Linked DNA regions of Homo sapiens: region 1 is linked to region 2. A link is a loop called in an ENCODE intact Hi-C map of the cell type or tissue named here. Cell type or tissue: K562. All regions are shown on one strand. Each heading gives the region's core, and the rest is flanking DNA. Links, peaks and the distances in the headings are about the cores only.

Evidence for each region. Peaks named below come from ENCODE experiments on the same cell type or tissue, not always from the same donor. Only the 100,000 strongest peaks of a DNase experiment are listed, where the experiment ranks them.
Region 1: a loop joins it to region 2, with 6 times the contacts of the local background. A loop is called at or near these places in 1 of 110 quality-filtered maps.

What each region holds. Positions count from the first base shown.
Region 1 is chr1:220,150,051-220,165,756 of GRCh38, forward strand. RAB3GAP2 (RAB3 GTPase activating non-catalytic protein subunit 2) reads right to left here. Exons shown (of 35, transcript NM_012414.4): 27 at 14,683-14,749; 28 at 12,148-12,218; 29 at 9,336-9,371; 30 at 7,752-7,826; 31 at 7,220-7,438; 32 at 3,918-4,007; 33 at 3,135-3,356; 34 at 1,556-1,714; 35 at 1-1,356. The coding sequence ends at 1,201. Among named protein-coding and RNA genes, the nearest start is that of MIR194-1, 40 kb to the left of the region's middle. RefSeq lists a silencer at 4,214-4,414. In K562, for the core only: no CTCF peak of the experiment used is centred there; a DNase peak (open chromatin) is centred at 3,281.
Region 2 is chr1:219,828,866-219,844,571 of GRCh38, forward strand. It overlaps a transcript of LOC105372926 not described here. Among named protein-coding and RNA genes, the nearest start is that of SLC30A10, 92 kb to the right of the region's middle. RefSeq lists enhancers at 4,129-5,074, 10,170-10,913 and a silencer at 6,548-6,748. In K562, for the core only: a CTCF peak has its summit at 9,065 (motif pointing right); a DNase peak (open chromatin) is centred at 9,066; H3K27me3 peaks cover 1,076 bases.

The sequences.
Region 1 (15,706 bases), core at 818-5,817, 320 kb after region 2:
GTATTTGTAGAGCTCAAAGCACTCTTTTACAGAGTTTTGGTTAGTTTGGTTTTTTCTTTTTTTTTTTTTTTTCGAGACAGGGTCTTGCTATATTGCCCAGAATGGCCTCAAACTCCTGGGCTCAAGCGATCCTCCTCCAGCCTCCCGAGTAGCTATAGTTTGGTTTTAATCAGTAAATATTTATTTAGCACTTGGACTGCTCTAGGCACTATAGGGTACAAAATTAGTTGTATTTTATCCTCTCATCCCAGCTGTGAGGTAGGTTTGCTAAAGCTGTAATACCACTAAGCAGTTTTTTCAATACTGTTCCCAAGGACAGATAATATTAGCAAATCCCAGAAGCATTTCTAAACACTTGTAGGAAAAATAAAGTCGGACTTAAAATTTTTAGTATCTTTGCCTTTTTTTTTTTTTTTTTTTTACATAAGTTTTACAAGATAATACATTTTTACAGTGACCTGATGTGGATACAACTTTGCAACTTGGCAAAAAGCAAATCTTAACTTACATTATAATTAATTTGCTGCATTTTACACATCTCTGATTCTCAATTTTGGCAAGTACAACAGGTTAAGGGTTCTATTTAGTGTCCCCTTCTGATGAATATGATGATCTTGAACCCATTCTTCCTCCTCAAGCACGGTCATCCTCCTCTGATGGCAACAGCAGAACCTCTGGGAAAGGAACCTTTCGGTATCCAGAACTCCCAGGTGGCAGCCCAGTGTGGGATTTGGAGCATGACAACAAAGGCATTTTCTCAACATTTACTAAAGGAGAGTGGGGTGTTCTATACGCTACTGATGGGGACTGTACATGAACACATTTAAATTGAATTACAACAACATTTTAGATAGGAAATATAGAATCTTATAAGAACATAATCTAAATTATAACCAATTTTAAATAGCAAAGTTTAACAATAAAGCTACTTAAGTGTTTGAATTAGAAATAAACAGTAAAACATCTGTATTAATTATAACAGAGTTGACATTTGTTTATATTTTATCTTCAGTATTAACCAAAGGAGTGGAATTTAGCCAGGGTTGCACTTTTTAAAAGTTGTATATACTTTTATTTATTTTACAAAAGGAAAAAAAAAGACATACTTTTCCCATAAAATTCCAGGTCTTACTATGTAAAATAACCATGCACTACTTCATGTTATAATCATAATTTTAGACTATTTCCAGTAGGTAAGTGTCATAAAGAAGGAAGAGATATGGCTTCCACAGCTTCAATGAGGTGTAAGGCTAGACCATATTGCCCATGTTTTTCTGGTAAAAGCTCAATTACTTTATTTACTAGTTTAGCTGTTGTTGCAATTGGCACTTCAGTGTTTTGAAGGTCCTGGGGGTCCTGCAAATGGGACACAAAAATAACCTATTATAGACAACTAAACAATAATTGTTATTGACTTAAGAGTTATTACATAAAAATGCTTTTCTTTGTAACTAGGTGAATTAAACTTGTCAAATTTTCTTCATAACTGTTATTAACCAGGCACTCAAGAAAACATCCAATGACCTTTTGCCTGATCTCGTTCTATTGTACTGACCATTGCTTTCAGCCAAGTACACAGTGTGGGTGGAAGTCTGGCAAGCAGCTCCATTCCTTCTTTTGTCTGGGTGTGGAGAAGCGCATGAGCCAGCCTTTGCCCCGTGAGCACCAGCAGCTGAGAGGCAAGGACCTCTTTGTCATGAACCTGTAGAATGGCCTGAAGATAGGAACATGGAGAAATAATACAGTCAGAGTGAGCAGATTTGTTTATTCTATAGGAAAGGGGTTGCCAGTGAAGAGATTCTAGTTGATTTTTGAACTGTGGCCATTTATCTTTTGATTGTATACAACCAAAGATAAATCCAAATCAAACTTAGCATTTAAACCCAAATTTCTGTTCCTTGGTTAATTTTTTTTTCTCTCATCACCTAATCTTTCAATTCAATGTGGCTACTCAGTGTGCTGTTTTCAAACTTTTGGCAAATAAAAGGAGTTTCATGTCATGTCTATTTGAAACCCTCTAATGGCTTTTTTTTGTTGTTTTTTGAGATGGAGTCTCACTCTGCCACCCAAGCTGGAGTGCAGTGGTGCAATCTCAGCTTACTGCAGCCTCCACCTCCTGGGTTCAAGCGATTCTCCTGCTTCAGCCTCCCAAGTAGCTGGGATTACAGGCACATGCCACCACGCCCAGCTAATTTTTTGTATTTTCAGTAGAGACAGGGTTTCACCATGTTGCCCAGGCTGGTCTTGAACTCCTGACCTCAAGTGATCCACCCACCTTGGCCTCCCAAAGTGCTAGGATTACAGGCGTGAGCCACCACGCCCAGCCCCTCTAATGGCTTCTGAATACACTTAGAATAACCATGGGCTCCGAGACCTAGGATAGGGCCATGGCCCGGGCCAGCCTCCCTGCCTCATGCCATACTTCTTTATTCCTTGCTTACTATGTTTGGTCAGCCATACTGGCCTTTCTAGTCCTGGACCTAGTCATTCTAGTCCCCACCTCAGGGCCTTTGTAATTCTTGTCTCAAGCACTGTTCCCCCAGTTTCTGAGTAGCTGGCTGCTGCTTCTCCTTGGGGGCTCGGTTCAAATGTCACCTTCTCTGACCACTCTACTGTAGTGGCTCCTGTTTATTCATATGATCCTGTTTCTTTCTTTTTCAATTTAAAAATAAATATTTTTTTCCTTTTTAGAGACGGGGTCTCGCTATATTGCCCAGATTGGTCTCGAGCTTCTGGGCTCAAGTGATCTGCCACCTGAGCCTTCCAAAGTGCTGGGATTACACGTGTGAGCCACGACACCCGGCCCTCTTTATTTTCTTCATAGCACCTATCATTCAATGCAAAATTTAGCATGCTTTTCTGCTCCTACCAGCAGACTATCAAGTCCATGATGAAGGAACCTTGTCTGTTTTGTTTACTGCTATATCCCTGTGCGTAGGGCAGGCCTGGCACACTGTAGGAATTATTTGATTATAATTTTATGTTTTAAAAAATATTCTATTGTTCTATTTTTATACCTAGATGTTCTAATAAAAGGAAGAGCAAAAGGCTTCATTGGAAACTTAACTGATTCTTTATTCCAACTATCAATTTTATAACTTGAGCCCAATTAACATTCAAAGGGTCATGATTACCTCTTCTCCTAAGTGGTCAACTCCATAGTTGTATAGTTCCCCCACATAATGCCTTCTAACAACATCTTCACTAACTTGAAGGTGATGGGCTAAATCCACAGCTAGAGCTGGCCAATCTTGGTCTTTCCCAAAAGGAGTGGGTGTGGCCTCTTCTGTGGGATCTTTGACCTTTGTGGCTGAATGTTGGGCCTGGACAGCTGCACTGACAACTTTCAATAAGAACTTGAAAATGGAGAAAGAGATAGAGCAATGCATTGTTACTGTTTCATTTTAAAATACCTAAACCAAGTATTGTTAGCTTTTCTGTCACTTATAGTGGCTTTTCCATTAAATTGTTTAGTTATCAAAAAAGGAACACATCATTTAAACAACTAGCTCTCAAGAATACTTTGAAATTGGTCTTTTTTAAATATTATTATTATTTTTTATTATTATACTTTAAGTTCTAGGGTACATGTGCACAACGTGTAGGTTTGTTACATATGTATACATGTGCCATGTTGGTGTGCTGCACCCCTTAAGTCATCATTTACATTAGGTATATCTCCTAATGCTATCCCTCCCCCTTCCCCCCACCCCACGACAGGCCCTGGTGTGTGATGTTCCCCACCCTGTGTCCAAGTGTTCTCATTGTTCAACTCCCACCTATGAGTGAGAACATGTGCTGTTTGGTTTTCTGTCCTTGCGATAGAAAGTAGTCATTCTTTTCAAAAGCCAGCTAGATTTTTCCCTTATGTTTTTTTTTCCAAGAAACAAAAACAAAATCCAATAGCTATAATTTACCTGTTGTCGTACAGAAATAAAATTTGGATCCATTTCCCCACTAGGTAATAACTGAATTGAAGTTAGGTCTTTGAAAAATGCATTTTTTCCCTAAAAAGAAAGAGAGCAAGAAAACTGATGAGTGTGGATTATTAAGGGGGGAGAGGGAGAAAGATTTGTTTAAAACTTAATAATAACTTATGGTTGATTTTTATTTCTCCTTGAACAGTAAGATTTTAGAATAATTTTTATAACAATTATCTAGTATATAGTAGACAGCCTTTAAGATGAAACCCAGTGATCCCCTCCTCCTGGTATTCGTGTTTCCTATAGTCTCCTCTCCTTGCATGGAGGCTGATGACTTGCTTCTAGCAACAGAAGCAGGTAGAGGTGATACATGTTACTTCCAAGACCACGTTCCAAAAGACTGCTTCTTCTGCCTTGAGGCACTCATATTCACTCTCACTTGTTCTGCAGGAAGCCAGGTTCCGTGTTGTGAGCTGCTGTATGGAGAGGCACATGTGGCATAACTGAATCTTGCCAACAATTGTGCTTAGAAGTGAATCACCCTGTCCCCATCCCAGTTGAGCTTTCAGATGCAGCACCTTAACTACAGCCTCATGAGAGACTAAGCCAGAGGCACCTAGATAAGGAGAACACAGATTACTGACCCACAACAACTGTGAGATAATAAATATTTGTTATTTTCAGCCAAGTTTTGGGATGATTTACTCCGCAGTAATAGCTAAGTAATACATATATGTACCCTGAATCCTTTTTTTTTTTTTTTTTGAGACAGAGTCTCACTCTGTTGCCTAGGCTGGAGTACAGTGGTGTGATCTCAGCTCACTGCAGCCTCCACCTTCCTGGTTCAAGCGATTCTCCCACCTCAGCCTCCCAAGTAGCTGGGACTACAGGCGTGTACTACCACGCCAAGGCTAATTTTTTTGTATTTTTAGTAGAGACGGGGTTTTCACCATATTGGCCAGGCAGGTCTCAAACTCCTGACCTCAGGTGATCTGCCCGCCTCAGCCTCCCAAAGTGCTGGGATTACAGGCATGAGCCACCGCGCCCAGCCTCTGAATCCTTTTAAAAACACTTGTTGAATTGTTTAAAAACACCTTATTTAAAAGAACAGATGTGTGTCTAAAGAGTAAAAACAGAATATCAGGAAACAGGATTTTAGAAGTTCCTTGGAAGGAAATGTAATACAGAGCAAAGAACATTGGCCTTTAAGTTGAAAGACCTGGGTCTAGTCCAAGGCTCACCACTTCCATCCAGGTTGCCTTGGGTAAATGACCCACAATCTTGGGTTACCGTTTCTTCTTCTGCAAGCAGGTCATCCTAGGTATCTTCCAATGTGCCTTCCATACCTAATCATCTGTGATTCTAGGTCATCTGTTGTGACTGCCAAGTAGATTAAAGCTACTCATCCTTTAGTGATAAGAAAAACCGGACTTACAGGGCAACCCATGACATTTTGGACATCACTGAGAGAAGTATTTAAAGATTTAGCATACACTCACAATCTGTTACTCGATAGTTCCCACCTGGTGGTCCTAGCTATAGCATCTATAATAGCACCACTTATTATTTACTACATTCCAGATGCTGCTAAGTACTTCATGTTGAATACAAGGAACCCTTACAACAACCATGAGGCTGGCACTGCTACTTTCTGAATGAGAAAACTGAGAGTAAGAAAATCTAAATAATTCTAGTTAGCAAATGGTAGCACCGGGATTGTTTTCACTAGCCACTCAACCATACTAGCTCTCTGCAGATGAGTGTCACCCAGCTGTCTCAGGTAGTCTTGGCATGACATGGGTTGAAACTAAACATTATTGTGCTAATCCAATTCTGGATGTGTTCTGGTTTCACAAAGGCCTTTTCTGATGGGAATACTGAGCTAGGCACTTTATTTTGGTATTTCTTTCTCTTTTTTAACTTTTAAGTACTCTTATCGCTTATATTCTCAAAGATATACTAACTCATTCAAAATCTATACTTTTTTTTTTTTTTGAGACAGAGTCTCACTCTGTGGCCCAGGCTGAAGTGCAGTGGTGTGATCTTGGCTCACTGCAACCTCTGCCTCCCAGGTTCAAGCGATTATCCTGCCTCAGCCTCCCAAGTAGCTGGGAGTACAGGCACACACCACCATGCCTGGCTAGTTTTTGTGTTTTTACTAGTGACAGGGTTTCACCATGTTGGCCAGGCTGGTCTCAAACTCCTGACCTCAAGTGATCTGCCCACCTTGTCTTCCCAAAGTGCTGGGATTACAGGTGTGAGCCACCATGACTGTCCGGGAGTCTCTCATTTAAGGGTGAAATAATAAACCCACTTTCCCACAAGCCTAAGCTGTGTTCTCTAACCCAGCTTCTATCAGTAAAAAGCTAAGTAATAATGTTGACGTTTTTGTCTCCAACAGTTTGTCCTGTCTCTCAAAATTTGACACCTGCGTGGGGAAGGAAAGGATTTTACTATCCACTGCAGCTAAACTGTGAAGGTTACAATAGAATATGTAAAAACATATTCTACTCACAAATTTGGACTTGATCCTGCAGAGGAGCCAAAAAAAATCTTAGGTATAGAACTAATACAATTAAACCTGTCTCTTAGGAAGACAGCTCTTGCAGCATGGGACTGGAGAGAGAGAAACTGGAGGCAGCGTGATTAAGAAAGGGCTGTTGTAATAGCCGAGGGAAAGATGATTATGCCTGAACTAGGGTTATAGTCATGGAGAGAAACGGACAGGCATGATCTATGGCAGAATTTACAAGAATGAATTTACAATGAAGAAAATTGGCTTGAAGTAAGGAATTGGTGAGATAACTTCAAAGTTTCTAGTTTTTGCCAGGGCAAAAATGATGACATCGTTAATAAAATAACCAAGTCAGGGAATTCAGAAGGAACAGCAAATTTAGGTTAGGGGCAGGATGTGGGTATTGGTTTGCAGATATATTTTAGATATGAGGTGTCTGAAGTCCTATAAGACACTCAAAGAGAGAAGTTCAAAAGAAATGAATGCCTCAAACTCTAGGGATTGGTCAGGCCTAGAGATATATAAGAGGGAGAAAATGAGTCTGTCCAGGAATAATATGGAGAATGAGAAGAGCAGACAGCTGAGAGGGCAAAACTCCAAGGGGAGCAGTACAGAAGGTAAATAAAAAGAACGGAATCAAGCAGGGAATGAGGGAGTTGGAACCTCACACCAAATTATACCAGTCACAAAAGTACTGGACAGCTTCTATTAAATATGAAAATCCATGTGTCTGCTAAGCCTGCAACTCCAAAATAGCTCTGAAATCCTGTGAGGTACTTACCTTACTGTCAAAAAGTGAAAGTGGCTTCACGGTCTTCAGAGAAAACCTCATGACTGCATACAAGATGGAGCACAGGATGGAGTGGTGCTCCACCAGTGGGTAGTGGATGTGCTTCTGTTCAAGGGCCAGTTCCACTATGGAGATTGGTCCTTCCACGGAGAGCCACGCATCCTCAGTATCCAGCACAGGCACCTGTATTTCATCCCTGCTAACATCTGCCTAAGGGTTTTGAGAATGGAGGACTGTGTTCAGTAATGGAAAAATAATAGCTTACAAATATCCCAATGAGTTTATTAGCAGCAAAGTGCAAATTCATATTGCACACTGTCCCAAATTGTAATAAAAAAACACAAAGTCTAATTTCAATAAGAATTTAATAAGAAAACATCACTACCTTCTGGGCTCAAGTCAAAATTTAGAAATGAATGAATGAAAAACAACCTCATTAAAATAGTCATTTATTAAATGCAATGGTTTGCAGAATATGTAATATCTTAGGAGCAGTTCAGAATGAAAAATACACCTCTTTTACCTCCATTAAGATCTGAAGAAGATCCAAACAGGAGCCGAGGAAAGATGTCATTGCTGTGTCACTCATTCCCACATCCTGTTTTTTAAAAAGGAACGTAATTAGGCCCTGCAGGAAAACTGCTATAGTTACTGTCAGCCAAACAAGAACCAGGATACAATACACTGGTTCAGCTGACTTTCCACACTGAATAGACAGGCAAGAATTTGAAAGTCAAGGCATTAGCATATTTAAGTTCCTTCTTTTAGATTTACTGTCAACCAATTTTAAAGTCAAGCTTTACAAAGTGGTATAAATATTGACTTTTAAAAAGTAGTGTTCTTTGTGTATTGTAAAGAAACAGCCTCATTAGTTACTATAGATGGTGGCACTTCTGAGCTCACTGTTCAGCTTGCTAAGGCATCTGGTAGCCAAATAATCGTGGTAGATGGAAGATACACACATGAGAATCTAACCTGAAAAGCTCCAAGAAAACAGCCTGGTCTGCTTTCAGAGCGTCTTTTAGAGACTGAACCCGACCCTCTGAGCAAAACTAGAATCCTCAAGCTTGAGAACTAAATACCAGATTGATGCTGTGAGCAACAGACGATTCTCAATGACTCCTTTAAAGGGCTTGTCCAAGGGACCACTGCATTTGTGTATAATCTTTTTTTTTTTTTGAGACAGAGTTTCATTCTTGTTGCCCAGGCTGGAGTACAGTGGCACGATCTCGGCTCACTGCAACCTCCACCTCCCAGGTTCAAGCGATTATCCTGCCTCAGCCTCCTGAGTAGCTGGGATTACAGGCGCCCACCACCATGCCTGGCTAGTTTTTCTATTTTTAGTAGAGATGGGGTTTCACCTTGTTGGTCAGGCTGGTCTCAAACTCCTGACCTCAGGTGATCCACCAGCCTCGCCTTTCCAAAGTGCTAGGATTACAGGCGTGAGCCACCGCGCCCTGCCATATAATCTTTTTAAAACCAACAATCTTATAATTTCCTCACATCCCCAAAGCAAATAATTCAGTGTTTGTGGGTACATGCACACACACATGCATGCACACACACGTACACACTCTAGTCATACAACCATTCTCAAGAACACATCAGAAAAAGTCTTCAACAATGGAAGCTAGTACTATTAATTTCTTGGGTCAAATACAAGTCCCATATCCATGGATTAGAATATTAGTTAAGACTAATGTTGTATTTGTATACTTATGTTATTATATATATCATATATATAGGTAGATCAAATTAACTACTTCATTTGAACCTGCTTCAATTTGATGTTGGATGCTTCCATTATAAATGTCTAATCGGAATATGCAGCAATGGTAGCATGTTAACCTGTTCACAGTTCAAAGCTGAACAACATCTTATAAAAACCTAGTTTAATATGCTATCTAACAATCTGGAAAAGTAAATTAAAACTGGCCATAGTTCATGACCAGTTTCCTTAATGCAGTATTCTCTTTTCATTTTTCTTATCTCCTTCTGATACGTCATCACAATGATAAAAGGCAAAGTTCACCTATACAGTTAATAAAGTACTACATAAAAGTGTGGAATTAACAACCATAATTCTAGCTATGGGAGATTCACTTACCCTTCGGCATAACCTATCTTTTGGTGATTTTCCAACCTAAAATAAAAAGATAAAATGTTGTAACATTTAATAATTTAAATAAAAAGACATTACTATGGCACAAATAATAAAAAGTAACCGAATTTAAAAACCGTAAATGGCGCTATAAGTAAATGTGACAGCCTCATTAATTAGCTGTTGGCTCTACCAACAGTAGATGCAATTAAATTGGTGGTGAAACTTAATCTCACACTGGGCTCAAGAATAATCCTTTTCAAATATAAATTACATATTTCTGAACTATTAAATAAGTAAAAACTCTAAAAATCTGTACAGTCAAATAACTGTGTTGCCTAAAAACCCAGAGCCTGGGCCGGGTGTGGTAGTTCATGCCTGTAATCCTAGCACTCGGGAGGCCAAGGTGGGCCGACCACTTGAGGTCAGGAGTTTGAGACCAGCCTCGCCAACATGGTGAAACCCCATCTCTACTAAAAATACAAAAATTAGCTGGGCGTGGTGGCATGCACCTGTAGTCCTAGCTACTCGGGAGGCTGAGGCAGGGGAATCACTTGAACTCAGGAGGTAGAGGTTGCGGTGAGCCAAGATTGTGCCACTGCACTCCAGCCCGGGCAACAGAGTGAGACTCCATCCCACTCCTACCAAAGAAAAACTAAAAAAAAAACCCAGAGCCTAATTCAGGGCTACTAATCAAGAACACCTAAGAATTCAGCTTGTTGATAAAGGCACAATTGTTTGAAATAGAAAGAAAGGAAAACCACTCTAAAGCACATGGGAGTTATATTCCTAGCCCAGAAAAATTTCCTTACGCAATAAGTACTTATTAAGATTTTACTGTATATGTCTACAGTGTAATAAGTGGGAGGCAAAAGTTCTGCCCTCAGAAATACTACTTGATAAGAGAGGAAACTCACAGGAGACATTGGAGAAAAATGTCACCTCACTACCACTTGCTGGGATTACTGCAACAGCCTTGGAACAACCAAGATCAGCTGACCCCAGTCCCAAGATATTTTGTCTGTTGCCAGAATCATCTTTTTAAACACAAATTTGAATATATAATTCCTCTGCTTAAAACTGCCCCAGTGTCTTCAATATAAAATAATAGCTACCATTTACTGAGCCCTTACCACATGTGCCAGACCCTGTGCTAAGCTTACACATACTACTAGAAAATCCAAATTCACAGCCTGCACAGGAATGTCTTCATCTTAGCTTTTCTTTTCTTCTAATATAGCCTATGTTCCAGCCATCCTAAGCTACTTCTAGTTCTCTGAATCCAACAAGTTGCCTCATATCTCCAGGACTGCTGGGATATACTTTCCTCTCACCTACTTTTTACTGGTATATATATAGGCATCCACCAAAATTTAAGTCAGAAGCCTTCCCCTTGTTTTGTTATTTATTTCCTCCTCTTCTGAGCTCCAAACACTCCCTATTGTCTGTTTACCTGGTGTTCAAACTGTGAGCTCTTTGAGGGCCAGGACCATAACTTCCATTGGTTCAACCACAGAACCTAGCATAGTCTTGGCACATGAGAGATAACACATTATAATAAAGACTTATCCAATCACAAATTTCCTACTTCCTGGTTTAGGACTGTTTTTGCCCCAAAGTAGTGAAGATCAAAAGTGATTGTGGATGTGAGAATGCTGTGAAACTACAAATTGTAACACACATAAATTACATTTTACTGTTATTCTCTCGAAAGACGAGGGGGTAAGAGGTGAAGTTGAATAGGAGAACAACATCATAAAGGCCAAAAGATGCAAGTTCCAAGAAAGAAGCTATTCAGTCAAGGAAGATGAGCACAGAGGAAAGAATGGTTAGATTTAACCAGAAAAATGTTATCAATAACATCAAAGAGAGTAATTTCAAGGGGAGCAGTGGCCTAAAGTTGGGTCTTGGCTGTGGTGCTATTCATGATGCAGGAATGACTGTGACTATACATTTAAAAGAATATGTTATCTTTACAGTGGTAATTCTCTTAGCATCCACTCATCTGATGCTACACTAATCTACATTGTTGAGTGGCCTGTAAAACACACTAACTAGTGTCCCTGGCCACTCAGCTGGAGGCTAGGCTGGTACTGTCGGCATGCTAGCAGCTTCTGCTCCCACCAGTTGAGTTCTATGCTTATATGTTATGCTTGTTCCCAAAGCTACTCATGCTGGTTGTAGATGTCACTGTAATTATGTAATTTAATTCCATAACTGATGAAATATGAATGAGAAAAAAGGGGGAGTTATTTCCATGAATGCTATGTTGAATGCTTTGCAAAGATTTATAGAGGAGAATAACTCCTAGGTCTTTTGGATTAGATACAGAGGGAACAACTATAAAAATTATAGAAATCTAAAGGTTTTGGACTCAGATTACACAACAACTTTAAAAAAATAAGATCTAGCCATGATAGGCAATACATTATGGGTGAGGTTTACACAAGAAAACCAAAGGAGAATGCAATCAACTCCATTCAAAGAAAATATCTTGGCCTTACATCAAAGATTGGTAAGTGTAAATTTGTACACTTTAATTTAAAATAAAATGCAAATCCTTGCTTGAATCAACTACCAGTCCTAATCTCTTTAGTTAAGAGGCTTTTATAATATATTAGTCTCTTTATGAGGATTTAGAGTCCTTCTTTATGTCATTAAAATGCCAGTACTGGGCATTACATTTAACTGAGTATGAGTAAAATCTAATTATCAAATTAAAAAATAGTCTAACAAAGCCTAATGTGAACAATCTTTCTAATATTAGTCAAATAAGAGAATCAAATAAATAAGAAGTCAATACATGAAACTACCTTACCTTATCCATTAAGTATGTAGCAGCAGAAAATCTTTTAACTAAGAACGTATTCCACATCATCAGTGCAATGCCTAGATAGCAAGTAAAAGTAGTAAATAGAATGCTTATATAGTCTCACTTTTATTACACATAAATTACTCTTTCTTAAGCTTATTAAACTATATAGACTATTTTGATTTCATTTTTTATATCTCATGTAATATTTATAAAGTTCATGAAATCTTTAATTTCATTTAAAATCTGATTTAATAAAAATCAGAACTAGGCTGTATAAGAGTATGTCTAAATTGCCACTAAGCATGAAGAAAAGAGTCACATCATTAGTTATGAGAGAAATACAATGTCACAGTGAGACAGCATTACATAACCACCAAAAAGGCTAAGAACAATTTTTAAATTATAATACCAAGTATTAGTGAGGATATGGAACAAATGGAACACTCATGCATTACTGGTGGTATAATAATTTGGTAAAACCACAGGGAAAACTGCTGGGTGGTAGCTACTGAAGCTAAACATGTGTCTGCTCTATCACCCGACAATTCTGCTGGGTATATACACTAGAGAAATGAATACAGAACATATGTATGAGATTGTTGGGAACAGTTTTATTCCCAACAGCCAAACACTAGAAACAATCCCAATGTCTGCCAATTGATTTTTTTCACATATAACTGCAAACTAAAGTATGTAGTTATATAAAAAAGTATTAAAAACAAAATATATAAAAAACAAACAAACAAACAAACCAGGCTGGGCAACATGGCCAGAACCCATCCCTATGAAAAAATGTTTAAAAAATTAGGCATGGTGGCACATGGCTATAGTCGCACTCGGAGGCTGAGGTGATAGCATAGCTTGAGCTCAGGAGTTCAAGATTATTGTGAGCTATGTGTGCCACTATACTCCAACTGGGGTAACAAAGCAAGACCCTGTCACTACTCATTGAGCTGTGGCATTAACATTAAATTTCTGAAACAGTTGTCAATTAGGCAATGTAAACATGGCATTTCACATGCTATTATTACTACCCTTGTAGCTGAGTCTGTCTATGAGTAAGGCCCATCACAGGCTATGAGAAGCCAGGAACCCTACTCGATGGGTAAAGGTACAAATATGTAAAGGCCTGACTTGAAGAAATACTAGTCTGAAGTCAGTTAGTAACTTAATTTTTTTTTTTTTTTTTTGAGACGGAGTCTCTCTCTCCCAGGCTGGAGTGCAGTGGAGTGATCTCTGCTCACTGCAAGCTCCGCCTCCTGGGTTCAGGCCATTCTCCTGCCTCAGCCTCCCGAGTAGCTGGGACTACAGGCACCTGCCACCATGCCCGGCTAATTTTTTATATTTTTAGTAGAGACAGGGTTTCACCATGTTAGCCAGGATGGTCTCGATCTCCTGACCTCGTGATCCGCCCGCCTCGGCCTCCCAAAGTGTTGGGATTACAGGTGTGAGCCACTGCGTCCGGCAGTAACTTAATTTTATCAATAAAGATAGAATAATCTAAACATGATATTTTCTAAATCAGTCAAGGTAAATATATAAATACATACATATATATATATATATATATATATATATAGGATGAAGGTAAGATCTAAGAGATGAATAAGTAATTTTCAAGTTCTCTTCAAGTAAAATGGGATATTTTACAATTTCTGCAACTGGATTTCATGTCACCTGCAAGCATGTGATAGAGGTGAAAAATACATAGCTTCTCTAGAATTTATTACAGAGACATAAGGTGATATCTCCTCTTACCCAGCCTAACACCAAGTCTCATCATTTACTAAGGTTACTAACTAGCTTAGTGCTGATATCCTCAATTCCTATAATGAAACCCATCTATCTATTAAATGGAATCTGTTTACAAGTTCAATATTTTTTCAAGGAGGCATCAGTAGTTGCCAAGGCAGCTAATGGAGAATATTCACATCCATTATAAGACGCACAAGATAGTTGCTACAGTCTAATCTTATTAGGCTTTTGGCTACCAAGATTTTTTATTAAGAATTGCAGTCCTGAGAAATCCATCCCTCTTTCCTTCACTATCTGTGAAGGGTGTAATGAAGGCAGCTGTTCTGCATCTATCATTGATTCCCTCTTTCCTTGGAAAGCTAGATACAGAACAGCTGCCTTCATTACACTCAGGGATAGTAGTCAGCTGCTTGGGGAACAGAAGTGGTGATTACTATCAGTTGTTTTGCCCCTTTATAAATAGCACTTTTCCAAGTAGTTAAAATGGCCAGTACTGTTTTTTTTTTGTTTTGTTTTTTGTTTTGTTTTTTTTTTTTTTTTTTTAGAGACAGGGTCTCACTCTGTCACCCAGGCTGGATGCAGTGGTGTGATCATAGCTCACTGCAGCCTTGAACTACTGGGCTCAAGAGACCCTTGCACCTCAGCCAATACACAGTAATATGTTAGGCTGCAGGATAATCAAATAAAAATTTAATAGGTTGTAAATCTTTAAATTCACATCCTGTTAAATCAGGAAGCCTCTTTTAGATCAAACAGTGATGTTTCTAACATCTGTTTACTTACCATTTTGAACATGTGCATTAAATATTTGCTTCAAGTGTTCTATTGACCTAACAAAAAAACGTGCTTCCTTACATACAGGGAGAAAAAAACGAGAAAGAAAAAGAGGTATCATTTAATAGGTTTTACCATTATCAATGGAGACTTCTTACATAAATTTCTGCATAAAACCACCTAAGAATGTTGCAATAATAACATGAAATTATTGGATAAGAAATAACTTTTGATAAACTGTCCCTCTTCAACTCACATTACCTATACAATAATTAATTCCCAGAAGCTCCTCGGTCATATGGGCTAACATCTGGATTCAAATTTGCTGTGGTTTGAACATCATAGCAATATTCTCTCCAATAAATACTTGAATTTCATACAGATTTAAAAACAATAAGCTTACTTTTGTAGATACTATTCATTCATTCATCATTCAACAAATATTTATTGAGTATCTAGTATGCACCAAGCCCTATTTGAAGCACGATGGATTCCATAATGAACAAAACAGACCCCAAGTCTTGCCTTCACTGAGTTTAAATTCTAGTGAGGGACCTATATAATAAACATGATAAGTTAATATATTATATTTAGTATGTTAATGGTAAGTGCCAAAGAGAAAAACATTAAAGCAGGAAGGAAATATGAAATATTAGATGGGATGTTTGAAATTCAACTCTTTCTAATCAAAGAAGTTTACATATTAAAACTCAAATACAGTATACAACACTGATTAAATAATTTAGATATCTGCTAAATAATTTTGTAGCTTGTACATCATCATCAAACATATCATCATTGCCAATACACACTGTGTTGAAATTTCTCTGAAGGTAATTTTATTGTTTTGAGCCTTATAAAATTGTGTGTGTCAAATGGTGGAGCTGAGACTGGTTGGATGGGGCAAGATGAATATTTAATGGGAAAAACAAACAAGTAAAACAACAACTTCTTTTAAATGTAAGCAACATTAATGATACTGATAACACTAGTCAAAATGTTAGGCACTATGCATTCATTTTCTCAAAATATG
Region 2 (15,706 bases), core at 6,230-11,229:
TATGTATGAGGAAGGGGTCCAGTTTCAATCTTCCACATATGGCTAGTCAGTTATCCCAGTACTATTTATTGAGTAGGAGTCCTCTCCTTATTGTTTATTTTTGTCAGCCTTGTTGAAGATCAGATGGTCCTAGATGTGCAGCCTTATTTCTGGGCTCTCTATTCTGTTCCATTGGTCTATGTGTCTGTTTTTGTACCAGTACCATGCTGTTTTGGTTACTGTAGCCCTGTAGTATGTAGTCTGAAGTCAGGTGACGTGATGCCTCCAGCTTTGTTCTTTTTGCTTAGAATTGCCTTGGCTATTCAAAAGCCCTTCATTTTTAAACAGGGGCTTAGGGGCACTGAATTCCTGTGGGTTCTCCTGGTTGACTAAGCTGGAATAGACTGGTGAGCCAGAGGGACCTTCAACCTAGACATGAGGCAACTCTAAGCTGAATGACAGGTTTATTCTCTCTATTTTTGGTATATTTAAATTTTATAAAATGAAACATATTTTAAAAAATTATCCCCTAACAGTACAGTATTTATCCAGCTCCAGGTTTTCATGTTCCACCTTCATATTATTATTTTGTAATATCTTATACAATATTTTTCTTTCTATTGACTTTAAACCGATCCACTATTTTACCAAGATTTGTACTAATGATAATACTAATGATAATACTCAAGATTTGTACTAATGATAATACTAATGTTATCACAGGTTTGATGAACTAGTGTTGTCATTTTCTAATATACATTAAGATCAGTGTGTAACTATCAAAAGAAAAATATTTCTGCCAGTACAATTTGTAGCAATTATTCAGATCAACAACTATATACAGACCCTATTTTGGGAAACACCAACAGGAAAAAAGTTAACAATCACAAGTCTTTCAATTAGACTGAAACAAAAGGAACACTGAGGAGGGGAGCAAATACTGCCTTTATAAAGTGTTATGGGACCAAGCTGAGAAAGACCTCGAATGCCAAGTCCTTTGGTGGTAACATCTCAACTACTGAAGAAATGAAATTATCAGCCAGGGAAATGGGATTATCAGAGCTACACTTGAGAGAAAGCAATGAGTTACAATGTGTAATAACTGAAATCCTGATCTTCCCCCACCCCCAAAATATGCTCCTCTCAGGATCTTCCCCTTTCAGTTAAGTGACAGCCCCTTCCCGCCTCCATTCTCCCAGTTGCTCAGGCTGAAATCCTTGTCTCTTTTTCCCAGTCATCCACAGCCCATCCATCAGCAAACCCTTTTGGTTTTACTTTCCAAATAGAACCAGCCTTTTCTCACCATTTCTACAAGTACCACCAACTACAAAAAAGCATCATCTTTTTAATTTTTTTTTTTATTTTTTAGGAGCAGGGTCTCACTCTGTCACCACGGCTGGAGTGCAGTGGTGCAATCATAGTTCACTGCAACCTCAAACTTCCAGGCTCAAGCAATCTTCCTGAGTAGCTAGGACTACGGGGCGTGCCACCATGCCCAGCTAATATTTTTATTTTTTGTGTGTAGAGACTAGGTCTCACAATATTGCCTGGGCTGGTCTTGAACTCCTGGCCTCAATGGATCTTTCTGCCCCAGCCTCCCAAAGCGCTGGGATTACAGGCATAAGCCACCACACCAGGCCTCATTTGTCTCTTGCTCGTAGTATTAAATAGCCTCCTAATGGCTTCCTGCTTCCTTCTTATCTCCTCTGCAGTCCTTTCTCCACAAAGCAGCAAGAAGTATCTCTTTTTTAAATAAAATACTTGTGTGTGTATTTTATAAAAACACGTGGCCTTACATAATCTCAGCACAATTATCAAAATCAAGAAAATTAGCACTGATAGGATACTATTATCTAATCCCCAGTTGATAGTCATATGTAATTGATTGTCCCAATAATGTCCTTTAATAGCTCCCACCTACCCCAGTGCAAGATCCAGTTCTATATCACATCGTGTATTTATCTGTTATGGCTCTTTGTTCCCGTTTAATCTGAAATGATTCCTTAGCCAATTTTTTTGTTTCTTAGCCTGAATATTTATTTAAAAAAATATAAACCAGTTATTTTGGAGAAGGCTTCCCAGTCTGAATTTTTCTGATATTTCTCCATGATTAGGATTCAGGTAATGCCTTCTGGAGGGCAGAAAAACCATGAAAGAGATGTGGTGCCCTCAGTGCTTCCTTTCCAGAAGCACACAACGCTAGTTTGTCTATTTTTCGTCATATTAATGGTGATTCTTTATGAACATCTGACAATGTTCTTCAACCATAAGTACGTTCCTGCTTTCTCCCCCGTACTTCCTTTGCAGGTAAATACCTTAAGGTTATGCAAGTAACTGTTCAATCATCAAACTTTCAATCACTAGTTTTGGCATCCATTGATAATTTTCTAAATTCACTGTCCCTTCTACATTTATGAATTGGCAATACAATGTAAGGAGAAACATTTTTGTCCCTCCAATTTATTTATTTATTCACCCATTCATTCATTTACCTTAGTACAAACTCATAAACCTTAACTGAATTTATTGGTTTATAATCCCAATTTTATGCTAAAATTGGTCCAGATTTGGTAAATAAAACCTCTTTAAGCTAGTTGCTATGTCCTGTTTATTATTATTATTATTATTGTTATTATTATTATACTTTAAGCTCTGGGATACATGTGCAGAACGTGCAGGTTTGTTACATAGCTGCACACATGCCATGGTGGTTTGCTGCACCCATCAACCCGTCATCTACATTAGGTATTTCTCCTAATGCTATCCCTCCCCTACCCCCAACCCCAGATAGGCCTAAAACCATAAAAACCCTAGAAGAAAACCTGGGCAATACCATTCAGGACATAGGCATGGGCAAAGACTTCATGACTAAAACACCAAAAGCAATGGCAACAAAAGCAAAAATTGACAAATGGGATCTAATTAAACTAAAGAGCTTCTGCACAGCAAAAGTAACTATCATCAGAGTGAACAGACAACCTACAGAATGGGAGAGAAAATTTTTGCGATCTATCCATTTGACAATGGGCTAATATTCAGAATCTACAAGGAACTTAATTGAATTTACAAGAAAAAAACAAACAACCCCATAAAAAAGTGGGTGAAGGATATGAACAGACATTTCTCAAAAGAAGACATTTATGCGGCCAACAAACATATGAAAAAAAGCTCATCATCACTGGTCATTAGAGAAATGCAATTCAAAACCACAGTGAGATACCATCACATGCCAGTTAGAATGGCGATCATTAAAAGGTCAGGAAACAACAGATGCTGGAGAGGATGTGGAGAAATAGGAATGCTTTTACACTGTTGGTGGGAGTGTAAATTAGTTCAACCATTGTGGAAGACAGTGTGGCGATTCCTCAAGGATCTAAACCAGAAATACCTTTTGACCCAGCAATCAGATTACTGGGTATATACCCAAAGGATTATAAATCATTCTACTATAAAGACACATGCACACGTATGTTTACTGCAGCACTGTTCACAATAACAAAGACTTGGAACCAACCCAAATGCCTATCCATGATAGACTGGATAAAGAAAATGTGGCACGTATACAACATGGAATACTATGCAGCCATAAAAAAAGACGGGTTCATGTCCTTTGCAGGGACATGGATGAAGCTGGAAACTATGTTCTTTTTTTCAAAAAAAATGAACTTTTTATTTTGGAATAATTTTATATTTATAGAAAAGTTACAAAGATGGTAGAGAGCTCACATATACCCCTTACCCAACTTCTCCCACTATAACCATTTTACATTACCATGGCACTGTTCTCAAAACTAAGTAACCAGCAGTGGTACATTACTATTAACTACACTCCAGACTTTATTAAGGTTTACCACTTTTTCCACTAAGGCCCTTTCTCTGCTCCAGGATCCAAGGCAGTATGCCATGTTGCATTTTGTCCTCGTGTCATCTTAGTCTACTCTACTCTCACAGTTGTTCAGTCTTGCCTTGTATTTCATGACCTCAAAAGTTCTGAGAAGTACTGGTCAGGTAATTTTTAGAATATACCTCAATACAGGTTCATCATATGTTTTCATCATGATTCAACATGGATTATGGGATCTGGAAAAGAATACCACAGAGATGAGGTCCTCTCGTCATCATAGCAAAACAGGAAGTAGTGTGGTAGCAACATGACTTATTACTGGTGATGTTAAACTTGATCATTTTGGTTAAAGTAGTGTTTGCCAGTTTTCTCCACTGTAAAGTTACTATTTTCCCCTTTCTATATCTACTCACTGGAAATCAGTCACTATGTCCAGTTCACACTTTTGGAGAGTGAGGAGAGGGTAGATTATACACACATACTATCTGAAATTCTTCTGTAATGAAAATTTATTGCTCATCCTTCATTAATTTGATTATTCAATTATTTATGTATAGCAACATAGGCTTATGTACATTTATTTTATACTTGTGTTATAATTCAATGCTACATTTAAAAAAAAATTACTGTTTAAATTCTTCCAGTTTTGGCCCCCAGGAGCTCTTTCAGGTTAGTATGTCTGTCCCATGCATGCCTACATGCTTTTACTTTCTGAGCACTTCCTTATTTCCTGACACTACAAGACTCTCCAGGCTCATCTTGTATTTTTCGCACTCTTGCCCTAGAATCAGCCATGTCTCCAAAAAGCCCTGGCCCCTTTCACTGAAAAACAATCTTTAGAAAAAGCAAGATCTGAGTGTTCAGCGTGCTCATTGCTCCTGGGGTGGCACTGGCTCTAGACCAAGAAACTTCCTTTTAAACCATAAGCGAGAGAGGCATGGTGGTGAGAGATGAGGCTTGAACACCCACTGGGTTTTTGTTGTGCTGATCTCAGTAAGGACCAAAGCAGTAATTTACATTCTAGATCCTCTGGGAAAACAGAATAAATCCCACAGATGAGTTAGTTGGGAGAAAAACATGAACATAGGTGATGCAGTGCATGCCAGAATTGAGAGAACTAGATGAAAAAGGAGTGTGCAAGGACAGGCCTGGTGTATGCCTGTGCCCAGTGAAATTATAAATCGCATGCTCTTTGCACCCAAAAGTGTCCCCATTTGGACTACAAATTACCTGGTCAACTTAGAAACTGCCTTGAAGATGAGATTTGTGATAGCTGAGCCACTGATTAAGAATATTACAATGTTTTGCTGTGTCAAACAATGTAATCATTCCTTTGCACATTTTATAGAAATTTTTATAAAGATTTAAACCATATTTCAGTGTTTCTTGGATGTCAAATGTGCCTCCGTTAAATGTGCTTCTTTTCTCTTTGGCACCTAGCTGTCCTCCCCAGGCTAAGCCCTCCCTCCAAAGAGGAAAAGAGCTCCATCTGAAAAATCCATTTGCTACAAGAGATAGAAAGAAGTTATTTAGGCAGATAGTATGGGTAAGAGAGTCCTCAGCAGAATTTCCCTTTTAATGAAAAACAGCCTCAAACTCGTTTCTTTTCTAACAACTGCCTGAAAAATCGAGCTGCAGACATAGATACAAGCAAGCTAGAAGCTTGCACAGGTGAATGCTGGCAGCTGTGCCAATAGGAAAGGGCTACCTGAGAGCCAGGCATGTTCCACATGGAGGCTCTATCTTCCCTTTTCTTTGTCACCACGTGTACAGTAAGGAAACAGGCAACATGGCATCAGCCAGATAGAGAACCCATCTGCATAATAAAAGATTAGGGTGGGGTGGCCAGCTTTTTCATGCCCTATGCAAATGGCACATCTAGCCCTAACCAGTTTTTCGCACCCTATGCAAATGACACACCTGGTCCAACCAATCTTTTGTGCCCTATGTAAATCCAATACCACCTCCTCAAGCTCATCTATAAAACCTGATGTATTTCACAATGGACCAGAAAACCTGCTCGGGACCCCTCTCTCTGCAGGAGAGAGCTCTTCTCTTTCTTTCACCTATTAAACCTCTGCTCTTAACCTCACTGCTCGTGTGTCCGTATCTTTGATTTCTTTGGCGTGGGACACTGAACCTCGGGTATTACCCCAGATGAATGATGCTGCTTTGCATTGTTTCTATAGTCAATTGACCTCATCAATTGTGCTCAGTTTATAATCTCTGAACTTTTTCTACCTGAGGCCCTTTTGGTGTCCTAGGAGAAGATATGACAAATAGGAGGAAAGAAATTTAGAAATTTACCTTCTTTTTTTTTTTCTTCTTGAGACGGAGTCTTGCTCTGTCGCCAGGCTGGAGTGCAGTGGCGCAATCTCTTCTCACTGCAACCTCTGCCTCCCAGGTTCAAGCGATTCCCCTGCCTCAGCCTCCCAAGTAGCTGGGACTGCAGGCACATGCCACAATGCTCAGATAATTTTTTTGTATTTTTGTAGAGATGGGGTTTCACCTGTTGGCCGGGATGGTCTTGATCTCCTGGCCTCGTGATCTGCCCGCCTTGGCATCCCAAAGTGCTGGGATTACAGGCGTGAGCCACAGCGCCCAACCAACAAATTTACCTTCTAACCATCTTTTCTCGCTTACCCCATCCTCTTTCAGCTTGACCTGTATCTTGGGTAACATCTTAACCTTATGTCCACAGCTTCCTCCACTGTGTGTCCTCGCTTCACTTCAACACACCATCTTGAAGGACACAGGACACAGGTAGCATGGGAAGTAAGCTTCATGCAAGGATCTAGAGTTCAGATTTTGACATTTGAAACCACTACTGTTTATGCAGCAAGAAAAAGAAAAAGTTTTCTTCTTAGATTAAAAAAAAAAAAGGCAGAGCAAACTATACAGTGTAATTTGAAAACTCCAGCTGTCCACCCAACAAGAAAAAGGAGTCCAGTAATTCCTGGCAATGACAGAAATTTGGTGAATGTACATAGTGCTAAATTTGGAATCTAGCTGAACACTCATTTTTAAATTGGTTTTATGAAACAATGATTGCTCTAGAAAGTGTGGTCCTAGAAAATTTAATCAACTGCAAAAGAACCAATAGAGTTTGTGAAGGCTTGACAATTAAATCGTTTTAAATATTTAACTAAAAGGGTCTCCTGGTTTCTTTCAAAGTTGTACCAGCAAGGGTTACCTAAGTGCAAGCAAGCCCAGGTGACATTTTTATATTTCCAGGAAACTCTTGTGCCAGGATTCAGCCCTTAGAGAATGATCAAATCTTCATTAAAACTCCCAAAAGTAGGAATTGAGACCAGGAAATAAGACATTCTCACTCCACCAGTGTGTTTAGTGCCAGAGCTCAAACTGTGAGAGCTGCTCAGGAAAAGGTCTTAGACCTGGCAAAGGATGTGTTGTAAAAACCCACAGCCCCCATAGCGACCTGCCCCATTTCCTGCAGAAAGAGGCAAGGACCTGCCCAGAGCCAGAGGTCAGAAGGTAGCTGTGGAGTAGCCCTGCTCAAGTGGCCTCCTTAACCTGGTGTCCTGAGAATGTGGCTCAGAGCCAAGCCTGGGAAAATCTGGAGAGTCCATCTGAGGTTCAAGGTACAGTCCCTTCCTCTCACCACCTCCTTCTTTTGGGGGGCTGTGGTCGGGAGGGTGGTTTCAGGAAGCAGGGTCTTGCTCTGATACCCTGGCTGAGTGCAGGGGCACAATCACAGCCCACTGGGGCCTCAACTTCTTGGACTCAGGTGATCCTTCCACTTCAGAATCCCGAGTAGCTGGGACTACAGACATGCGCCACCCTGCCTGGCTAATTTTTTTATTTTTTGTAGAGATGTGGTCTCGCTATGTTGCCCAAACTGGTCTCCAACTCCTGGGTTCAAGTAGTCCTCCCACTTCAGCCTCCCGAAGTGCTGGGATTACAGGCATGAGCCATCTTACCCAGCCTCTTTCTTCAATCTCAGGACCAGGCTCTACCCTGGAGTGACTGTACCAATGGCAGGTATCAGAATCAATTTATTTTCATGCTTCACCTTTTCATGCTTCACCTGCCTATGTTCACAATTCAGAGCAATAATTCCAATGAGAGTTTCATCATCACCTCTCTATTTTTCACTGATGGTGTTGTCATTATTGGGGTTAGGGCAAAGTGGGGCATAATAGCAAAGACATGAATTCAACTTAAGTGTCCATCGACAGAGGATTGGATAAAGAAAATGTAGCATATATACACAAAAGAATATACACTGCCATAAAAGAGAACGAAATCACATCTTTTGCTGCAACATGGATGGACCTAGAGGTCATTACCGTAAGTAAAAACATCTCAGAAACAAAGCCAAATACCGCATGTTCTCACTTAAAAGTGGGTGCTAAATAACATGTACACATGGACGTAGAGTGTGCAATAATAGTCACTGGAGACTCAAAAGGGTGGAGAGGTGGGAGGGGTGAGGAATGAGAAATTAATTACTTGATGGGCATGACGTAGGTTATTTGGGTGATGGTTACACTAAAAGCTGAGACTTTACCATTGTGTAATATATCCATGTTAAAAAAAAAAACTGCACCTATACCCTTTAAATTTATACAAATTTTATAAGAAAGTGAAGAAGTAGAATTGTCAATGAGTGCCAATTGTTAATCAGGAGACTCTTGTTCTGATACTACTACAACTTACCATTGGATTTGAGAGATGTTGCTTAGATTCTTCAGGAGTCAGTTTTCCCATCTATAGAATGAGAGTCCGGAGCAGGTAAGTATAGTGTAATGGAAAGTCCACAACACTGAGTCACAATTCCTGGTGTGAAACCTAAAGCACCTAATTTAGCCTTCCTTTGCCTAACTCTCCTTTCATTTAAAATGGAGATAATAAGATCTGTGTTGTCTATTTTTCAGGGCTACTTTGAGGGTCAAATCATGTGAGAGTTCTTTAAAAACTTTTCAGCGATACATAAACATACAGCGTTACTCTAACTGTTGCTGCTTTACCATTGTCTTCTAAGTTCCCTTTACATTCTAAAATCATGATTTCAAAGTCTTTCAACATGAAATACTGTACCTGGCATTCCCTTAACTCTTTCATGGTCTTTCATGTATTCAGCCTTGGAATGTGATCTTAGAACAAATGAACCAAAGACAACACCAACATCCACCTCTGCTTTCTCGCTCTTTCAAGTTCTAACAGTCGAGAATGTGAATGCTCAGTTACTTAGAATAAAGATCGTCCAGTAGATGGTGCTGCTGTCTCTGAAAATGGACTGAGAAACCAAAGCGACTTCATCTTCCCTACTAAAAAGTTTGGAGAATACAGTTGAGGCCAGTCTATGGAGAGCCTTGAGTGGTAATCAAAGAGTGTTTGAGTTATTGTCTATTCAGTGTGAGGTCAGTCCACAGTGTGAGCCGAAAAAAAACAATGATGAAAGACATTAATTGGAAAAGTTAATTTGATAGAAAACTAAAGGATAGGATGTAGAAGACAGTGACCTGTTCAAGCGTGAAAAGACAGAAAGGCCTTGAGTTTCCAGAGTCTATAGACAAGTAATAAAATGCATAACAATAATAACAATAATTTAAGTAATATTAATTTTTAATAAGTTAATATCAACATAATTATTATTATGAAGCACTGTTCTAATCACTTTACATAATGTTAACTATTTAACCTTCACAATAAAGCTATGAAGGAGGAATTGTTATTATGCCCATATTATAGAGGAGTAAACTGAGGTTGAGTAACTTGCCCAGAGTCACTCAGCTCATACATGGACTTGAGCTGAGATTCATATCTAAGCAGTAGGCTCCAGAGTGTGTGCTCTGGTGACCTACACTAAAATGGCTTCATCTTTTACAGCCCCCATGGTAAACAGCAATAACATCGAACAAATCATCGAACAATAACATCCACTAAATGGATGATTAGAAAAGAGTAAGATGACAGTCCGGCCTTTCCCACCCTGAATTTAAGGTGAGGACAGGGTGTACCTCACTTAAACCAATGAAGTCATTTGGTCCATTCACTATCTTAATCAACATGGGATTCCCTTTTACAACTTTTCAGAATGGTTATTATAAGGTCGAAAATGAAAGGCAAGGTCATTTTCTCCTAAGACTTCATCTTTTCCTTACAACCAAATTGGCCTTTGTTTGTCAGGCTTAAAATCAAGGTGAAAGGTTCCTTCACTGCTTCCTCTGTGTATAAGAGATAGTGTTGGCTCCATATCTGTTCACCCATCCACCCATTTTTTAACATAGCCACATCTTGACTTCTTACAGGAACAAGGACAAGTTGGAGGTAGAGAGGGGAAAAATCTAGTGCATAGCATTTATTTTTGATGTAACAGTGTATTTTGTCATTTTTTCATTTGTATTTTCAAGTGCATCTCATTGCAAAGTGTTCAGGTCACTTTGCTCTTTGAAGGCTCTCTAATTGACATTAAATCCATAATGTATTGACGTAGAGTGAATTATAGGAACCTAACAGTAAGAGAAAGGAAAGAGGAGCCACTTATGAGTTGAACTGTCACGGAGCTGCTGTTCCTTCGGCACTACTGAATGCAAATTCTTGGTATGTTCCTAAGGATGCTAGACTTCCCAGTCTACAGAATTTGAGATCTTTCTGTTGAAAAATAAGAAATGTTGGGGGGGTGGCGCCAAGATGGCTGAATAGGAACAGCTCCCGTCTACAGCTCCCAGCTTGAGCGACACAGAAGACGGGTGATTTCTGCATTTCCATCTGAGGTACCGGGTTCATCTCACTAGGGAGTGCCAGACAGTGGGCGCAGGACAGTGGGTGCAGCACACCGTGCGCGAGACGAAGCAGGGCGAGGCATTGCCTCGCTCGGGTAGCGCAAGGGGTCAGGGAGTTCCCTTTCCTAGTCAAAGAAAGGGGTGACAGACGGCACCTGGAAAATCGGGTCACTCCCACCCTAATACCGCGCTTTTCCGACAGGCTTAAAAAATGGAGCACCACGAGATTATATCCCGCACCTGGCTTGGAGGGTTCTATGCCCACGGAATCTCGCTGATTGCTAGCACAGCAGTCTGAGATCAAACTGCAAGCCGGCAGCGAGGCTGAGGGAGGGGCGCCCGCCATTGCCCAGGATTGATTAGGTAAACAAAGCAGCGGGAAGCTCGAACTGGGTGGAGCCCACCACAGCTCAAGGAGGCCTGCCTGCATCTCTAGGCTACACCTCTGGGGGCAGGGCACAGACAAACAAAAAGACAGCAGTAACCTCTGCAGCCTTAAATGTCCCTGTCTGACAGCTTTGAAGAGAGCAGTGGTTCTCCCAGCACGCAGCTGGAGATCTGAGAACGGGCAGACTGCCTCCTCAAGTGGGTCCCTGACCCCTGACCCTTGAGCAGCCTAACTGGGAGGCACCCCGCAGTAGGGGCAGACTGACACCTCACACGGCCGGGTACTCCTCTGAGACAAAACTGCCAGAGGAATGATCAGACAGCAGCATTCACAGTTCACGAAAACCCGCTGTTCTGCAGCCACCGCTGCTGGTACCCAGGCACACACGGTCTGGAGTGGACCTCTAGCAAACTCCAACAGACCTGCAGCTGAGGGTCCTGTCTGTTAGAAGGAAAACTAACAAACAGAAAGGACATCTACACCAAAAACCCATCTGTACGTCACCATCATCAAAGAACAAAAGTAGATAAAATCACAAAGATGGGGAAAAAACAGAGCAGAAAAACTGGAAACTCTAAAAGGCAGAGCGCCTCTCCTCCTCCAAAGGAATGCAGCTCCTCACCAGCAACGGAACAAAGCTAGATGGAGAATGACTTTGATGAGCTGAGAGAAGAAGGCTTCAGATGATCAAACCACTCCGAGCTACGGGAGGAAATTCAAACCAAAGGCAAAGAAGTTGAAAACTTTGAAAAAAATTTAGACGAATGTATAACTAGAATAACCAATACAGAGAAGTGCTTAAAGGAGCTGATGGAGCTGAAAGCCAAGGCTCGAGAGCTACATGAAGAATGCAGAAGCCTCAGGAGCCAATGCGATCAACTGGAAGAAAGGGTATCAGTGATGGAAGATGAAATGAATGAAATGAAGCGAGAAGGGAAGTTTAGAGAAAAAAGAATAAAAAGAAACGAGCAAAGCCTCCAAGGAATATGGGACTATGTGAAAAGACCAAACCTACATCTGATTGGTGTACCTGAAAGTGACGGGGAGAATGGAATCAAGTTGGAAAACACCCTTCAGGATATTATCCAGGAGAACTTCCCCAATCTAGGAAGGCATGCCAACATTCAAATTCAGGAAATACAGAGAATGCCACAAAGATATTCCTCAAGAAGAGCAACTCCAAGACACATAATTGTCAGATTCACCAAAGTTGAAATGAAGGAAAAAATGTTAAGGGCAGCCAGAGAGAAAGGTCGGGTTACCCACAAAGGGAAGCCCATCAGACTAACAGTGGATCTCTCGGCAGAAACTCTACAACCCAGAAGAGAGTGGGGGCCAATATTCAACATTCTTAAAGAAAAGAATTTTCAACTCAGAATTTCATATCCAGCCAAACTAAGCTTCATAAGTGAAGGGGAAATAAAATACTTTACAGATAAGCAGATGCTGAGAGATTTTGTCACCACCAGGCCTGCCCTAAAAGAGCTCCTGAAGGAAGCACTAAACATGGAAAGGAACAACCGGTACCAGCCACTGCAAAATCATGCCAAATTGTAAAGACCATCAAGGCTAGGAAGAAACTGCATCAACTAACGAGCAAAATAACCAACTAACATCATAATGACAGGATCAAATTCACACATAACAATATTAACTTTAAATTGTAAGTGGACTAAATGCTCCAATTAAAAGACACAGACTGGCAAATTGGATAAAGAGTCAAGACCCATCAGTGTGCTGTATTCAGGAAACCCATCTCACGTGCAGAGACACACATAGGCTCAAAATAAAAGGATGGAGGAAGATCTACCAAGCAAATGAAAAACAAAAAAAGGCAGGGGTTGCAATCCTAGTCTCTGATAAAACAGACTTTAAACCAACAAAGATCAAAAGAGACAAAGAAGGCCATTACATAATGGTAAAGGGATCAATTCAACAAGAAGAGCTAACTATCCTAAATATATATGCACCCAATACAGGAGCACCCAGATTCATAAAGCAAGTCCTGAGTGACCTACAAAGAGACTTAGACTCCCACACCTTAATAATGGGAGACTTTGACACCCCACTGTCAACATTAGACAGATCAACGAGACAGAAAGTTAACAAGGATACCCAGGAATTGAACTCAGCTCTGCACCAAGTGGACCGAATAGACATCTACAGAGTTCTCCACCCCAAATCAACAGAATATACATTTTTTTCAGCACCACACCACACCTATTCCAAAATTGACCACATACTTGGAAGTAAAGCTCTCCTCATCAAATGTAAAAGATCAGAAATTATAACAAACTATCTCTCAGAACACAGTGCAATCAAACTAGAACTCAGGATTAAGAAACTCACTCAAAACCGCTCAACTACATGGAAACTGAACAACCTGCTCCTGAATGACTACCGGGTAAATAACGAAATGAAGGCAGAAATAAAGATGTTCTTTGAAACCAATGAGAACAAAGACACAACATACCAGAATCTCTGGGACACATTCAAAGCAGTGTGTAGAGGGAAATGTATAGCACTAAATGCCCACAAGAGAAACCAGGAAAGATCCAAAATTGACACCCTAACATCACAATTAAAAGAACTGGAAAAGCAAGAGCAAACACATTCAAAAGCTAGCAGAAGGCAAGAAATAACTAAAATCAGAGCAGAACTGAAGGAAATAGAGACACAAAAAACCCTTCAAAAAATTAATGACTCCAGGAGCTGGTTTTTTGAAAGGATCAACAAAATTGATAGACCGCTAGCCAGACTAATAAAGAAAAAAAGAGAGAAGAATCAAACTGACACAATAAAAAATGATAAAGGGGATATCACCACCGATCCCACAGAAATACAAACTACCATCAGAGAATATTACAAACACCTCTATGCAAATAAACTAGAAAATCTAGAAGAAATGGATAAATTCCTTGACACATACACCCTCCCAAGACTAAACCAGGAAGAAGTTGAATCTCTGAATAGACCAATAACAGGCTCTGAAATTGTGGCAATAATCATTAGCTTACCAACCAAAAAGAGTCCAGGACCAGATGGATTCACAGCCGAATTCTACCAGAGGTACAAAGAGGAACTGGTACCATTCCTTCTGAAACTATTCCAATCAATAGAAAAAGAGGGAATCCTCCCTAACTCATTTTATGAGGCCAGCATCATCCTGATACCAAAGCCGGGCAGAGACACAACCAAAAAAGAGAATTTTAGACCAACATCCTTGATGAACATTGATGCAAAAATCCTCAATAAAATACTGGTAAACCGAATCCAGCAGCACATCAAAAAGCTTATCCACCATGATCAAGTGGGCTTCATCCCTGGGATGCAAAGCTGGTTCAATATACACAAATCAATAAATGTAATCCAGCATATAAACAGAACCAAAGACAAAAACCACATGATTATCTCAATAGATGCAGAAAAGGCCTTTAACAAAATTCAGCAGCCCTTCATGCTAAAAACTCTCAATAAATTAGGTAGTGATGGGACGTATCTCAAAATAGTAAGAGCTATCTATGACAAACCCACAGCCAATATCATACTGAATGGGCAAAAACTGGAAGCATTCCCTTTGAAAACTGGCACAAGACAGGGATGCCCTCTCTCACCACTCCTGTTCAAACATAGTGTTGGAAGTTCTGGCCAGGGCGATTAGTCAGGAGAAGGAAATAAAGGGTATTCAATTAGGAAAAGAGGAAGTCAAATGGTCCCTGTTTGTAGATGACATGATTGTATATCTAGAAAACCCCATTGTCTCAGCCCAAAATCTCCTTAAGCTGATAAGCAACTTCAGCAAAGTCTCAGGATACAAAATCAATGTACAAAAATCACAAGCATTCTTATACACCAATAATAGACAAACAGATAGGCAGATCATGAGTGAACTCCCATTCACAATTGCTACAAAGAGAATAAAATACCTAGGAATCCAACTTACAAGGGACGTGAAGGACCTCTTCAAGGAGAACTACAAACCACTGCTCAATGAAATAAAAGAGGATACAAACAAATGGAAGAACATTCCATGCTCATGGGTAGGAAGAATCAGTATCATGAAAATGGCCATACTGCCCAAGGTAATTTATAGATTCAATGCCATCCCCATCAAGCTACCAATGACTTTCTTCACAGAATTGGAAAAAACTACTTTAAAGTTCATATGGAACCAAAAAAGAGCCTGCATCACCAAGTCAATCCTAAGCCAAAAGAACAAAGCTGGAGGCATCACACTACCTGACTTCAAACTATACTACAAGGCTACAGTAACCAAAACAGCACGATACTGGTACCAAAACAGAGATATAGATCAATGGAACAGAACAGAGCCCTCAGAAATAATGCCGCATATCTACAACTATCTGATTTTTGACAAACCTGACAAAAACAAGCAATGGGGAAAGGATTCCCTATTTAATAAATGGTGCTGGGAAAACTGGCTAGCCATATGTAGAAAGCTGAAACTGGATCCCTTCCTTACACCTTATACAAAAATTATTTCAAGATGGGTTAAAGACTTAAACGTTAGACCTAAAACCATAAAAACCCTAGAAGAAAACCATTCAGGACATAGGCATTACCATTCAGGACATAGGCATGGGCAAGGGCTTCATGTCTAAAACACCAAAAGCAATGGCAACAAAAGCCAAAATTGACAAATGGGATCTAATTAAACTAAAGAGCTTCTGCACAGCAAAAGAAACTACCATCAGATTGAACAGGCAACCTACAAAATGGGAGAAA